Regions from separate parts of the Mus musculus genome. Here region 2 is linked to region 1. Evidence: chromatin loops called from intact Hi-C (ENCODE). Cell type or tissue: heart. All regions are shown on one strand. Each heading gives the region's core, and the rest is flanking DNA. Links, peaks and the distances in the headings are about the cores only.

What was found. A loop is a pair of places that touch in the nucleus more often than their neighbours do. Peaks named below come from ENCODE experiments on the same cell type or tissue, not always from the same donor. Only the 100,000 strongest peaks of a DNase experiment are listed, where the experiment ranks them.
Region 2: a loop joins it to region 1, with 3 times the contacts of the local background. A loop is called at or near these places in 6 of 42 quality-filtered maps.

What each region holds. Positions count from the first base shown.
Region 1 is chr14:25,300,270-25,308,357 of GRCm38, forward strand. The region is part of intron 2 of Zmiz1os1 (a long non-coding RNA gene); the gene reads right to left. LOC115486423 (a long non-coding RNA gene) reads right to left here. Exons shown (of 2, transcript XR_001781198.1): 1 at 7,143-8,088; 2 at 3,352-6,120. Among named protein-coding and RNA genes, the nearest start is that of Gm41113, 75 kb to the right of the region's middle. In heart, for the core only: a CTCF peak has its summit at 4,347; a DNase peak (open chromatin) is centred at 4,392; H3K4me3 peaks cover 564 bases; H3K27ac peaks cover 1,683 bases.
Region 2 is chr14:25,112,845-25,120,932 of GRCm38, forward strand. It overlaps Gm32123 (predicted gene, 32123), which reads left to right. Exons shown (of 3, transcript NR_153781.1): 3 at 1-87. Among named protein-coding and RNA genes, the nearest start is that of Gm32123, 7.6 kb to the left of the region's middle. In heart, for the core only: no CTCF peak of the experiment used is centred there; a DNase peak (open chromatin) is centred at 3,767; H3K27ac peaks cover 607 bases.

The sequences.
Region 1 (8,088 bases), core at 3,262-5,761:
ATTGTCAACCCAGGCAAACTGCAAGGTGCCAGCTGCGCAGTGGAATTGCCCACATCTCCATTTACCATCCAGCAGACGAGGTTGGCTGTTGAGCCACCCAAAAGTGGCCCGTCGACTGGGAAATGAATGTTTTGGTTGGTTCAGTTTGTCAATGTGCATGTTTGCCATTCTAGGCTTGAACTTGGGTCCTTGTCCATGCTGAGCAGGGGCTCTGCCACTGAACTAAGCCCAGCTCAGGATTCACTTCGTATTTTTGAAACAAGGTCTAGTGAAGTTTCCTGGGATGGACTTAAACTCACTCTGCGGTCCACAAAGACTTTGAACTTGCAATCCTCCTGCCTCAGCCTCCTGAGTAACTGGGATTTTGGCCTGAGCTACCAGATCTGGTTTAGTTTCATTTCAGCTAATTTAAATTTAAATGGTTGCCAGACTAGACATACCATAGATGGTAAGCGGGAGGGAGCGGCAGCGTGGGAACAAAGGAGTGGAGGGATGGAGGAGAGAAAGGAAAATGAAATAATTAAAGAATTCTTTTCTCTTTATTTGGGATTGGCCCACAAGCCTTGAGCATTTCACTGTATGTGGCATATGATATGGTATTTTGATGCATTCTCAAATCAGGATTGCCTTCACTGTCCCAGCTCCTCATTCATATTGTCGCCTCCTCTCCCTCCCCCTGCTCCCCTTCCTATCCCACTCTCCAGCTCTGGGTTGTGACTATTTTACTGCAGGCTCCACTTACAAGTGAGCTCCTACAAAGCTTGTCCTTCCTTCAGAGAATAGCAACAGCAACATGGAGTCTTCAAACTTTCAAGAAAGGCCTCCAAATGGTTGAAGCAGAAGGCAATGTTTGTGTACATCAAGCAGCCTGGGTCCTCCCAGGTCTCAGAACTCAGAACCAGGGCATGGACATCAGAAAGGAGACAGCAATCAGTCACCCTCCTTCACTGCCCTGCCAGGAGAAACTGAGCCCAGACAAGGGAAGGAATGGCTCAGGGGAGCCACCCTGGATGTCAGCCTCTGAGTTGTTGAGTCCCTGGGCCCTGCCTTCACCATCTGCTTCCCCTCAGGTAAGCTGAGAAGGCACATATGAAGCAGAGAGAGGAGGAGCTCACAGTTTCAGATGTGGGTGTGACACTCTGTCTATCTTACACACCTCCTGCCCTCCTGTCCTCCAACCCCATCTCTGCATTAGTTAGTCGTGCATTTCAGGACACTCTAATGAAGTATGTCTTGAGTCTCCTTTTCACGGCTAATGAGGAGACAACAAGGACTTGACGAATACCACTACAATTACTGGAGCAGCGAAGCGAGGGCCTCTGATTAGATGTGATAATTTGCAAGGCTGGGCTCTCCGCATTAAGTTTGCAAACAGTTTAAAAATCACTTCCTCTATTTATCCAGCTAATCCCTGTTTAATGACTCCAGACCCAAGGAAAAAAAAAGGGGGGAAGTGTCTCTTTAAAAATTAATAAATAAAAAATTAAACCACTAACAAACTCAAAGCTTATTTGCTGAGAAAGGGGAAGTAACAGGAGTGTGGGAGATTGTCATCTCCTCAGAAAGACTCCACCAATGTCGCACAGACCTGAAGGACCTTCCTGTCTCCAACAATGGTCACTGTACCTCATCCACTGCAGTCTCTAACCTGTCTGCCTATTCTCTCCCTGCCAGGACTTATTGTCTAGCATCGAAAGACCAGATCGCTTCCTGCTGGTATATTTGATGGCCTAATTCAGAAACAGCTGTAGGTGGTCACCTGTCTCCAAATACAGCAGCAGGGACGAACATGGGGAGGAATTTGTTCTCACAGAGGATTCTTTATAATCCTGCTATGCAAAGTGTGGTCCCTGGACCAGCAATGACATCCCCAGGAGCTTGTCACAAAAACAGGACACCAGCCCCACCCAGACCTGCCAATTCTGAGTCTGCCTTTTCCCAAGTGTGGACATGCCACTACATGTGAACTGTCACTGTGGCTGAGCAGAATGGCTTTATGGCAGATCATTTTTCTGTCCCCAAGGGTAACCCATAGAGACACTGCTTTGTTGACTTCCGTGCTATTGATGGATGCATTTGCTCTGTACTTGTCATGGGGGTTCTGCAGAGCCTTGTAGATGGGATTGCACCAAAGAAGAGAGTATTTGGGGAACTCTGGGTGCCAGCACAGCTGGATTTGAAACAAAGGAGACCAATCATGTTCTGCCCATAAAGGGGTATAGGAAGGACAGAATTACAACTAAATTCTAATTAACATATTCAAGTACTACATACTCAAATATACCACCCTAGTCTCCAAAATAAATTCCGATTTACACGTGTATACAAGTAGACATGTACACAGCCATAAACAGACAGAATTGATTTGCCTGAAAATTTAGAGTGTTCAGAACTAGAAACTATGCCCCATGAAATCCAGTGAACACTTTATTTCACCCTCAGAGCTTTTTGGAAGTTAAAAAAAAAAAAAAGAGTCTTAGCCTTACTTTAAAGGAGGGCAAATTAAGCCTAGAGAGAGAGAGAAAATGAGAGAGAGAGAGAGAGAGAGAGAGAGAATGAGTGAGAGAGAGAGAGAGAGAGAGAGAGAGAGAGAGAGAGTTCCAAGATCTTCTGCTCATCAAAGGTGGCTCAGAAGAACAGGTTAGATTGTGCGTTTCATCGTCCCTTGGAACACAAGAGTTTGAGGGTCACCGAAGGCCATTTATCAACTTTTTTCCTCAAAAGAATTGATAGCCTAACAGGGCATGTGGAATTCTAGACACATAACTCTGAAGGAACATGGATAATATACCACCAAGATCATGCTTCAGTTAACACACACACATACACACACTCATTCACACATACACACACATATAAAGTCACATACGTATACATACTCACACATATACATACCCACCCATATATACACACATAATCATTTACACATACTCACACTTACATATACACTCACAGAATGCATACACACACTCACATATACATACCCACACATACACATACACTCGCACATATAACACACTCACACATGTACACACACACTCACACATACACACCCACTTACATACATACACACATGCACACACACATGTGCACACACACACACACATACATACACACCAGAGGCTGACCTTAGCCAGTGAAGACCAAGGAAAGGAACCGTCAGGTAAACAAGGCTGAGAAAAGTGGAGAAGACAGGTAAAAGCCTTCAGGGACAAAGCACAAAGTGACACTATGGGGGAAGAGCAGGTAAAGAGGATGCTGGGTAGGGACATGTGAGGGCCAGGGGCCCAGAACCCACCCTGACTTAAACCATGACCCAAGTCAGCAATTGCTTTCAGCTGCCTCGGCATACACATCTGTAAAATGGTTTTATTCCTTTCTTCTATAAGTGTGCCTGGCTCTGGAAGCTTGAAGCTGTCTTCTGGGCATGCGGAAATCCTTCACACACAGGAGAGCTCAGGTGTCAGGACAAGAGGGAAGGGCAGCCGTGAGATCTTGACATACTGGCTGGCCCTCTCCAATTTTCGAAGGTCTGGCTCCTAAAAATAGAAGACTCCATAGGTCTAAAGTTCCCAACAGTACAACAGACAAAGAGGAAAGAGTCGAATCCCAGTCCACCTGAATTGAAGTCCTCGGCTTTGTCATTTACAGTTTTCCCTTGGGCATGCTTCCTCGGGGTCTTCTCCTGTCAATGTGGCTACATGAGAAAGTAGGAGGAACAGGTTAGACCAGAGAAGGGACTGGCTCTTAAGAAAGTAGAGAGCCTTGCACCTCCAGCATGTTCCTCCAAAGCAAATACAGACAGTCCTATGTGAGGGATCCACATGGCGCTTGATGACCCCTGCTGGAGTCCTGTGCAGACAGTCATGTGGCCCTTTGGAGAACAAAGCCCTAAGCATCGCACATAGCATGATTCCTCTGGGGTAGGAGCAGCCACTTCTGTTTGCAAACAGAACACTAGACAACAAACTACAAAAGGGACTTGAGGGAGTTTACTCCTGGGGCCCAGGATCCTGGGCAGGGGCAGTGTGGCTGGAAGCAGGCGTACCTTTTCAATTTGTAATCGCTTTTGAGTCATATTCAAAAACATTCCAAGATGAAATAAAGCGAAAGAAGGCTCAAGCTGCCCTGCAGTTGGGAGCCCTTTGGGGAACTGAAGTGAGCAAGCCAGCCCCTCTAATCCAGATGGACAGGCAGACAGACAGATAAACAGCTTAGAGGCCAAGGTCCCACAGGGCCTGAGGAATGGGCTGTCCCACCCCAGCCCAGCAGGCAGTGGCTGCCCTCTCACCCAGACCCCTGCTGGCAAGCACCGTCCACTCCCTGATCTTCCCGGAATGGACGCTTCCCCAGGCTCATTGCAAAACATCCTGGCTGGAGCTGCAGCCAGGAGTCCAGAAGCAAAGCTCCCTCTGCAGAGCGAGATGCCGCTTCCTGAGGACATTCCGGCCTGGTGTGAGGGCCTGTGGCAGGAGAGGGCAGGAAAGGCCAGGCAGTCATCGGCAGCCAAACTGGGGCCACAGCAGGGCCACGTGCTCACTGGGACGACATCTGGCTGGAGCCATAGCCCAGGTTTTAGAGGACTTGTAATCAGGCACCTCCTCAAGCCCTGCCACCGTCTCTGCTGCAACCCCCTCCACCAGACCCACTGCAGACTCGCTGGGCTTGTTAAGGGAGAAGGGAGCCTCCTTATAAAGAGATCCCTATTCGCAGGCTGCTCCACACACCACGATCCCTTTGCAGAGCTCCAGATTGATTCCAGCCTGGACCAGCTGTCACAAGGGGTCACCCAGGCCCTTCTCTTAACCCCACAGGATGGCAATTCCTTCACCTGGGTTAGAAAGAGATTTTTTTTTTTTTTAGCACAGAGCTCCCTTTTCAAATGTCATCCTCCTGAGAACCTGGCGAGGAATAAAAACACTGAGTGTGACACTGGTGAGAGGCAAGCAGAGAAGCCTGGATTCCAGCCCCTGGGCAGAGCCTAGGAAGCCTGGAGACTCGGAAACCCTTCTGAACATCAGGAAGCCACAGAGACCCTGGCTCTGGTTCTGTCCCTCTGTGCCCTCTCTCGGGCATCTCATGCCCAAAGCAGGTGTATTCTCTACCGCTCTCATCTTTGTCTGGCTAAATTCCAGATCCCAGTACTCACTGTCCACTGGACACCACCTAGATATCCGATAGGCTATAAGAACATCCAAAGCCATCACCTCACACCTCCCCTAATGCAAATGGCTCCTGTCATCAAATACCATTACATCAGCTCTTCTGCACCTTCTAGATTCTCTCCTGGTCAGGATTCACTACTGCCAACATTACCACAACCACAGCCTTCACCATCGCTGTCACCACCATCAACAGCAGCACCACAACCACCACTATCATCACCATAATCATCAGCATCACTGCCAACTTAAAAAAAAAAAGCCACTATCATCATTGTCACCACCAAGACCATAAACATCGCCACCAATATTACAAACATTACCACCATGACCCATCACCATTACCACCACCAAGACTACTACCATCACCATAATCATCATCAACACCGTCGATACCATCACCACAAACACACAAATATCACGGTCAACATCATCACTTTGTCATTGCCATTGCTGTCAACACCACCACCATCACCATCTTCACCAGCACACTCCCTCAACTACTGCCATTGCCTTTATCATCACCTCATCGGTACCATCAGGGTCAGCAAACATCACCATCATCCATTTTAACATTATCCTATCCCCTTCCAGTGTCTCTTACCATCTCTGTGTTCCCTTCCTGCTCAATCCCCTACCTCTTAAAGCACAGGCAGCTGTGATCATGACCATCACGGCTTATAACTTCACACTGCCCCCTCAGAGCAGAGTTCAAATGCCTTGAGATTTGACAGTTTACAAATCTAGCCTAGAGTTGCAAATCTCAGCCTCCAGGGAGAAAGCACCAACCTCCAGTATCCCGCGTACAGCTCCTGAGCCCATCTGTAATTCCTCCATCTGTCTAAACACATCCACAGATCCTGATGGTCCAGCAGCCACAGCAACTGCTGCAGTCGATAATGAGCCCCAAGACCCGGAACTACACATGTCTCCTTGATAGCAGTCTTGCCGTGCTGACCTGGCCCAGAACAGGAGAACAATGTGAGAGTGGGTTGGGGGAAGGGAGTTAGAAGGATGGAAGCAGAGGAATGGAGGAAGTAGCAGTGAATATCCAGAGGTCTCAGCATCATGGCTTCCCCCGTGGGAAATCTAAACGCCCTTCAGTAGAGTTCAAGCAACTTCAGCTCAGAAAAGGCACCCCTTCTTATTCTAACAGACCCGTGAAGGAGGCCTTTGTCCCGATGCTCTCAAGCCAAACACCAACCTTTCTGTCTCAGCTGTAGAAGACACTGCCTTACCGCACGACTGGGGCTGATGTGACTCTATACTCTGCTAACAAATGTAGGACTAGACCCCCTTCTTCCCCAGAACCCACAGGGAAGCTGACATTTGCCTCCCAGCCAGAGGTGTTGCTGGGGGCCACATCTGGAATGTGAGACAAGCCTGTCCTCAGATTCTGTCACCTCCATGATGGGAGGGGAATTCCACTGGAAAGGAAGGCTCTGTCCATCCCACCCAGGCCTCTCTGGCCTTTGCCGCACACCAGACACTGCACTGTGGTCGGGACTCTTCATTAGGCTATAGTCTCCTCTTTAAAATGAAGGCAACCCTGTCTGGAACTTTGGGGCCCACAGAACAATGATTTCATTGTCTTGGGGTGTGAAGTCCAGTTCCTTACATGGGGCTGGCTCTCGGGGGTCACTGACCTGCTCTCAGCTTTCACTCTGCACAGGACCCACCAGTGCCCCAAATCTTGGCTCTTCAGGAGAGCACAATCAGGTGTGGCCACAGCAACCATAACAGACTGAGGACTGGAACCTCCAGACTCTGTAGGAGGCAGCCTGGGGCAGCTGGCTCCTTAGGCAATGCATAGCCAACCAGAGGGATCTCAGACCAGTGGCTGCTGCTGGCCCCAGTCCTCCACGGACAGAGCTCAGTGCCAGCCCTGCCCTTCCCTTCTCTGATCTACACACACAGTTTCTCATTCCCACATGGTGCTCACCTCCCCACATTTCCTCCTTCCTCACCGCCTCTTCTCACCTGCCCTTTGTGCTGTCTCCCACTTGTCCTGCACCTCTTCCTGGCCCCAGTTTATGGCCCTGAGCCATAGGTGACCTTTGTCCTTATTGGTCCTCTGTGTATCTATGTGGGGTTCCCTGCCTCTCTTTCTTGGCCCTTCCCTCTCTTCTGTCCACACATAGCTGTTTCCTTCTACCCAGTTCCTCTCTCAGGACCTGCTCCTACCTCAGCCTTTCTCTTGTCTCCACTTTTACTTCTCTGCCTCTTGATCCAGCTGTGTCTGAGTGACAGTGGCTCCCTCCCTGAGTGTGGTGCCCACCTCCCCCCCCCCCATCTTTCTCTCTTTCACAGGCTATCTATATCCCTCTCTTTCCCCATGCAGCTGAGGGCTCACTTTCACAGTTGCCTTGGATGGGCACTCTGTGAACAAGGCAGGGGAAAGAGCGGGAAGCATGGAATTATGACTGGGCCCCTGGCTGTGCATGGGGTGGAAATGCAGAGGCTGGGATGTCTAAGAGACCCTGCCTAGATCACTCTGCTACAGGGCCATCTTCCCAGGAGTATAGTAAGGGCTCCTTCCTCTGCTGGTGCCAGAGCTGCTTCCTCCACAGACTCCTACCTGCAGTGGGTAGCCCCAGCCCTAAACTTCTTTGGGTTCTTTGGACCCATATTTTCCAAACCTGTCGACCTCAGCCCAGAGGGGAAACACCACAGTCCCCAGATATACCAGAAAGGCAGTACCCACATCTTTAGGAAGTCATGTCTGACCCTGTTGGCTGGCACGGGGCCCTAGGTCCCTGTGAGGACAGCAGCCTCTTAGCTGTGCTGAGCTGTCTACCTCTCCACCCGAAGCCTCCTGCTCCAGAGCACCCTGGGCCCTTTGTTCTAGACCTGGAGCACAGCCAGTCTCAGGATGTCCTGAAAGAGTCTATACTCCAAGATCACTGGGGAGGCAATGTCACTGAGC
Region 2 (8,088 bases), core at 2,738-5,237, 190 kb before region 1:
CTTCTGAAATCTTGACATTCGAGTATCTCAGTGCTCTCTGTATATTTTTATGGTTGTGTAAAAAACCGTCTTATGGATGAACACAAAGCGTCGTTGCCTTTCTGGTTCAATCTTCCTTCTCCCTTTTTACTGAAAGCTGGTAAACACCACTTTCACCAAAACTGGTGAGTCACGGTTCCTGTAGTCAGCTCGTGCTGCTCCTCAGCACCATCATGCTGTTCCACGTCTGCGTAGTGACTCCCTTACTCCTTGGTAGCTCTTTCCTCTGTATCACAGATCCATTGTCACTCGCTCAAATACAGCCTCCCTGACTGCAGGCCAGATCTGGTTCGATGGCCATGTAGACTAATCTGCCAGCAATTGTCACCCACCTTTGGGTTTTTGAAATGTCTGATCCTCCTAACTAGATCACAAACCTTCCCAGGAGAGGGATCACCCTGTGTGACCAGCACCTGCCCAGACTGGTATGGAAGAACATGTTGTTGAATAAGTAAAGGAAAAACATTGTTATGTGAAGTAGCCTCATGCGCCTGGGCCCTCTCTGAAGTCCAGCTCCTTTGCTAGCAACTTCAACCTTTCTCTTCATTTAAATTTGATCCTTCCTCCCATTGCCTGACCTCAGCTCCCCAGCTGACTCCAAGCCACTAGATAAGCCCAGCCCATCCTCCTCTTTCCACTCCCACAGGCTTAGTCATGTTTCCTGCCAAAGAGATGACCACAGGGGGGAGGATTTGGAACCTACAAATAATTGACCTTTTGATATCAAAAGTAATTAGCTCAGTTTTATCTTTTGTTCCGTGAAGAAAGTAGCAGTGTTCATACTGGTGCCCACTTGGTTGGAATTTGTATCTTAGTAAAATTTCAAACCAATGCATGACTGACTTTTAAAAAGTACAAATGGATTCTAAAATTTTGTGAAGAGAATGTTCATAACGTTGCCCACTTGTATTCCTACTTCCTCCCATTTTACAGATAAAGAAACTGAGATCCACAAAGATTATGAAGTTCCGGAAGTGGAGATGCTAAGGTTTAAGCTCAGTCCTTGGCCTTTTGTTTGCCATACTGAGCCCTGAGTTCAGGTCATCAGCTCAGGATTCGATGGCCTTCTGTCTTCTTTGAAAGATCATGAGCTACTTAAAAGCAAGGACCACGACTTTGGCAACTCCAGTTTCTGGCCCAGCGCAATGGCACATAATAGCTCTAAATAAACATTTAAAGAATAACTAGATGAATGGCAGAAATATTAAAAGCCTGGCATAGCAGTCGGCTCAGTATGAATTCCATGAAAGATGTGTAAGAAAGTCAGAGGGACTTGAAGGTCTGAGGAGTCACAAGTTCAAGAGCAGCCTGAGCTAGGGAGTGAGTTCAAGGCCAGCCTGGGCAAATTATTAAAACTGTTTCAAAATTAATAAAAAGGATATAGCTCAGTGCTAGAGTCCTTACCTAGCATGTATTAGACCTTGGGGGGCAATGCTGAAGGGAGGGAGGGAGGGAGGGAGGGAGGGAGGGGGAGGGAGGGAGGGGGAGGAAGAGACTGACAGACACACAGAGATCAAAATGCATAGAATCTAGAATAAGCCTTCATTCCTTTAAGCTGAATAAACTTGTAAGAACTAAGTTGTTTTATAGAAAAAGATTTGAATGCAAAAATCTAAAGATACCTTATTCAAGCTGTCTGGATAGAAAGATAATTGTAGTGATTGGTTATTCTTCAAATGAATATCTAGGAAGAATGGGGGGGATCCATAGAAAGACAGTTACCCTCTGCTCAATATAAGATTGCCATGAGTGCACACATGTGTTTATGTATAGCATTAACCAAATGACTCAAGACAACTTGCATGCAAGGGTAGATGGTGGAGAACCAGCATGGGTGGCTGAGCATAAGGGAAGGACTGCTATTTTATTGCTTTTTGAATACATATCTTAACCCTCTGTTAGAGGGTTTGAGAAGTTTCAATAAATGTAAATTCCCTTGTAATTAACGCGAGTGCTTCCCAAGTGGCCTCTTTGTCCCTTTTCAAAAAAAGAAAAAAATAGCTTTAAGCCATCCACTGCCATGACATTTGTCACTTGCTGAACAAGCCACCATCTCTGTTTTGCCACAAAGGTGATCCTTACCCAAAACCCAGCCCTATGAAACACACAAACTCAAGAGGGAGCAAATGCTTCAAGCTAAGGATGCAAAGGGCTGGCGAGGCTGTAAGTAGTAAGGGCACTGAAACAGAGTGAGCGTCAACATCTTCCTGGGCACAGGGTACAGGCTCTGAACCCAGACACTACTGACTGAAGCCCGGGGTGGGGTGGGGGGACGAACCCCAGTCATGCGTGGAAGAAGGCAGGGAGGAGAGGCAAGAAATGCATTCCCTTCCCCAGGGTCCCAGGATTGTTTTGGTAATTACCCCAGCTTCTTCAACAGCTTGCGATTTGTCCAGTGCCTGGGAACCTGTATTTGCCTCACACAATGCATAATTCATAGGGCATGGACAGCAATTATGAGCTAATTGAGGGGTGTAATGTTTAAAGAAAGGATCCATTATGAGGCGCATAAGGGATGCTGGAGTGAAGATGCTCTTGAGTCCACGGAGGCTTGGTGCCCCCAATTCAGCCTTCCTTGAGATGACTCTAATCGTCTCCTGAAGGGCACTGAAGCTGGGCACAAGAGTGCTCCTGCTAGAGGATGCTCAAAGGGTCCCAGAGTGACTTCCCTACTCTCGTGAGCTTGGTCTTCCACTTGTCACATGGACGCTGTCACCTGGATTCATATGATTCTAAAGACGCGATGTTTTGACCCCAACCATACTTGCAAAAGGAGAGTGAGGATCTCTTCTCGGGGCGAGGCAGATGCTATAGTCTTCAAGACAGTGCAGTAAAGAATTTACGCCATTTCCATCATAAAATAACCTCTTAAAGGAGTTGCAAGAGAGATCCTTAGATGGTACAACTGTAGAAAATAGGGAGCTAGCAATCTTCCTAAGAAGGCCCTGGGCTGGAATCCTGTATGTGACTAGTTTTTCCTCTTGCTAAGGGCCACTGAAAGAATCACTCATCTGTGATCTCAGTTTACCATCTGAACTGAGGAATGCAGTTTAAAGGAATGGCTTTCAGACCCTCCTGGTCCTGATGCATCATTTCTGTGCATTCCCGGACTCATCTTTCTGACTGAAAAAGAAAATGTTTTGAGACTGAGTACCTCTCTGTAGACCAGGCTGTCCTCAAATTCATGGGGAGATCCACCTGCCTCTGTCCACTGAGTACTCAAACTGCAGGCTTATGCTGCATGCTTCACTCTGATCGAAAAGTTTAATCCAACTCCACAGGCAAGTCTTGCTTCCCTTGGGACCTACTCTGTACACTGTGACTCCCACAAGAGACCTACAATGTGACTATCACACAGGTGATCATGTGATAATACATCAAGAAACTTATTTTCCCTTCAGTTATACTGCCAAGGCAGACGCACATCTCATAGCAGTTTATCACAGATACTTTGTAGAATAAGGGTTCTGCTTACACTTTGTGTAACCAGGAGGGCGTGGTAGTTGTATACTACGTATGGGTTACCACCTTTCTGGAACCCTGTAGGCTTCAGCATATACATCACTAGAATTGCTCTAGGATGGTCCTTTAGAATTTGAATTTTCTCTTCATATGCAATCAAGTACTTCCACGACAGCATGTTGATACCATAGGACGCCCTCCTTAACAAGCCTGTTCTGATTGTATTACACCAGCTACTCAAGCTGGGCTGCAGTACCCCATGTCACCAGTAGAGGCCGCTTTTTGAAGTGTGTTACACACACCCCAACTCAAGCCATCATGGAGTTATCCCATGGGTGCTAGAGGTCTTATTGACCACTTTGTCCAAACAGAAGTCCCTCTTTTGTCCTGTACAGAACTTTCTCTGTCTACAAAGGAGTCCTAAGCCACAACAGGCCATTGACTGTCCAGCAGCTTCCCCAGTGTGTCTCGTTTGACCAGAGCTCCTGGCCAGTTTGTATGGCTGCTCTTGTTTGAATCAGACCCTTAGAACATGGGGACTGATGCCCTCTGCTTCTCATGCCCTGGTGAGAGAGTAACTATTCCTGAACAGTTCTTAATCGTTATTGTGAGGCTTTCAAGGTGAGAAATTGAAGGAAAGCAAAATGAGCCAGTTTGCTCCGAGACTTAATCACTCAAGGCCCAGAACAAACTGTCTCCCTCTTTCTGCTTCAGATCTGAGAGCTTTATCTATGTGGCTGTTGGTTTCTGACAGGCAGAGTAAGACAAACAGGAGTGTGGGTGGGCTGACCCTTTCCCCTTCTGATAGGGGTGGCAGTGTTGAGGCATTTCTGGCAGAAACTCTCCGTAGACACAAACACACACACCCAATTCCCCTCTCCTCTCTCTCTCCTCTGAGACCTGACTGAAGATCTCCCTGCAATGTGAGCCACTGAACTCTTCCTCACCGAGTTATCCAAACTCCTTCAAAACCTTTTTCTTCCTTTTCATCTCTCTCCTTTGAGGTTGTTACTAATTCCAAACCTGTCAACTCATGAGGTGGTTGCTTTAAACTGTTCCTTCTCCTGCCCATACCCCCTCCCCTGGCAATTCATCTTCTATTGTGTTACTCAATGGTTTGGTTTTCCAAACTTCTTCTTGGTTTCCTCATCAAACTGCTTCCCCTTGGCCTTCTGCTTGCCCCCCAGTCTAGTGGCCAGGTCGTGGCTGAGAGTTAGCCGAGCTCTGCAGGAAGATCTCTGCCTCTCAGTTTGATGTCTCCCTCATTCAAGCATTCCTTCAGCTTGCATGCCCATCAGTCACAGATCAGGTACAAGGACAGGAACCAAGTGACAACTACCACAGTAAAGAGCTGTCTTCAATGTGCCTGTGGGTTTTGTGACAGGAAGCTGATCTCACTGTCACCATCTTGGCTGAGAGCTGTGACAGAGATGGCAAGGGGCAGCTGAAGCATAGAGAAGTGGTCTGTCCTGGGAAGACTTTCTATTCCTGACTATGCTGATTAGATTTTTTTAAATTTAATTTATTTATTTATTTATTTATTTATTTATTTATTTATTTATTTTGCAACTTGACACAGCTAGGGTCATCTGGGAATAAGGAACTTCAGTTGAGAAAATGCCTCCATCAGATTGGCCTGTAGGCAAGTCTGTGGGCCATTTTCTTGATGAATGGTTGATGTGGGATGGCTAAGCCCACTATGGGCGGCGCTACCCTTAGGCAGGGAGTCCTGGAGTGTACAAGAAAACAGGATGAACAGGCCACAGAGATCCATTCAATAAGCAGAGTTCCTCCATAGTCTCTGCTCCAGTTCCTGCCTCCAGGTGCCTGCCCTGCTTGAGTCCCTGTCCTAGTTTCCCTCAATGATGGCTCATAGCATTGGACATGAAACAAACCTTTTCCTCCTCAAGTTGCCTTTGATTGTGGTGTTTTATCACAGCATCAGAAGCAAACTAATGCACTGCCCTACATTCTCCCCTTCCATCAATCATATTTCCCCCTGATATATGGAGTGCTGACTGAATGTCGAGCTTTCTCAGAAAGGCAGTCATTCAACCTGCTTCCCTTAGTATGAATGCTAGGGAGGGTGATTAGATCCTCTCCTTTGGACCACCCACTAGCATCCATCTTGGGATTTCAGATCATCTTTCAGCTTTGCACACACAAGGGCTTGTTTGCCGTAGGGTGGCTTTCAGGAAATCCTGGTATGGACAGAAGAGATGGACATGTGGCTGCTTCTCTTGGGGGATTGTTCCCAGGCATCCTTTATCCTGGACTTAAGTTTCAATTTACACAGCAAATAATTCATGGTTTTGGAGCTTACAAAGAGTGTTAGCATATGTTTAAACCCCATAACCAGCCATGATTCATTAGCCTTATTCTCCATGATGCCGATGAAGGCCTTGGCTGGGCCCACACAGCAGTCAAGCAGTACAACTAGACTCCAAGCCAAGCCTGACTCCAACAATGTGCCTTCCCAGCTACTCTCTGAGCTGGAGAGGATGCTCACCAAAGACTGGGACTCATGTGGAGTGGTGATTGGCCAGAGACCACAGGGAGCAGGTAGGGAGTCAGGGGATCTGAGTCTCAGGCCAAGTCCATGGCCATGTCTCCTACTGAGGCTCTTCTATGTACTCTCTAAATATCCCTGTCATTGAAGTTGATGGCTCCTGAAATGGAGTCTCTTGAGCAGGGACTGCAGGGTTTCTGTGAGGGATGCCCCTTTCTGTGTCCACACATGACCCATCAGACTTAGGAACTGCAGGGCTGGGTCGTCCGTGTTTGGCCCTTCCACATTCACCACAGACTTCTGATGCAATCTCATGTTTGCATGGCTGGCTTATATCATGCTTTCTCCACACCACTGCACCTTGGGTTTAACTTCATGGCTCTGAGGTGGGCCTGGGTATGGACACTTTCCACACTTCCTTATGAGAAGCCGGTGGATGACAGAGGATGAAGACTGTGAGACTAGCTGCTATTTTTCCTTACAGTGGTCACATGGTCAAACATTCCTGCTGGTCTTACAAGCATCCCACAGGCCTACAGACAAGGCCAAGTCTAGCCATGTTGGCCCTCATCAGGTGAGACCCTAATGGCATGACAGCACATGCATGGATGGATGATGTTGAAGTCCCAGAGGAGAGACATAATGGGAAATTGTCAAATCCCACTGTCACAGAAGCAGGAAAAATTCACAGTGGGGCTGTCCTGTGCCACCTGTCATCCTGTGTGGATTACAGGTGTCAATCTGCACACAACAAAGGCAGCGTTACACCACTGATGTAGTGCAGGGACATTAACTTTGTCAGCTTTAAGCCTCATGTTTAAATCTGCAGTGAGGACTGGAGATGTTCAGGTGGTAGAATACTTGCCTGTATGCACGAGACTCCGGGTTTGATTCTCACAGCCGTATAAACTGCATGTGGTGCTGGAAGCTTATAATCCCAGCACTGGGGAGGCAGAGGCAGGAGGATCAGAAGGTCATGGTCAAAGGCATCCTGGTGTGCTTAAGACTCTGTCTCAAAAACAAACAACAATAAATCTGCAGTACTGCTTTGACATCTCATCAGAGCAATGCAAACAGAGATCTAGTTGTAGCATTGTATAAATTCAAACAATATAGGATGGTGATCATTGAAACCCATACTAGGGAGCCGTGGAAACATGTTTTTCTCTGTTAATTCCTGAATTTTGAGGGTTGCCCCACCATGCTTCCTGGAGAAGTTGACTTGTGCTTCACCCACATGCCCACAGATTCCCTTCTTGGTACATGGGCATTCAAAGGTTATCTGTTGGAGGGATCCTGGCAAGCCCAGGGCCCCCAGACCCTCTAGAGGGCACCCAAGGACTCTGGCATGTCCTCTGCACCTTGGGTTGAAGCAAGAGTTAGCTTTGAAGATTTCCAGGCAATAATTAAATGTAATTTCAGGGGAAGAAAATCTGGTCAGTTTCGATGTGGGACAAATTGGCTTCGCCTATCTGTCTTGGAGAAAGCTTTGTGTGTTAGTCTGCTATCGGCCATTTTCCTGGAAGCATTGTTTCCCATTTCAATATAATTGCTTCAAAATAATGTGGAGGGATCAATTGCCACTTGTCAGCTGTAATTTTCTGTCACTGGGGGAAAATAATGTGGGGAGGAGAACAAAATATGAGCTAGCTTATTAGCCAAGATGGAGGGAGCATGGGAAGGCTGCCTCCACCCGGGACAGTGGGTTTATCTAGAAGACAACATGCTATTATGGCTTCTGTTCCTGTCCTTTTGGCTTCCATGCACTCCCTGTCCACAATTAGCAAAATCCGACCTCCTACCCCGATTCAGCACCGTTTCTACTCTTCCCATGAAAAGCCTTCCTGGCCTCTAGCCACGAAGACCTGGCCTTCCTTCCAGCTTAGTGACTTAGCCAATAAACACAGATCAAACACCCAGGTTTATGTAGGAAGTCTTTAGGCTTCAAAGAACTAGAGGCCTCGCTGACAGCGATGCCAACATCCAGCTCAATTTCCTCCTATCAGGAAGGTGACTTCAGGTTGGGTTTAGAATCCACTCCACGAGGACTCGTTTGTTCTTTGAGATGGTTAAATGGC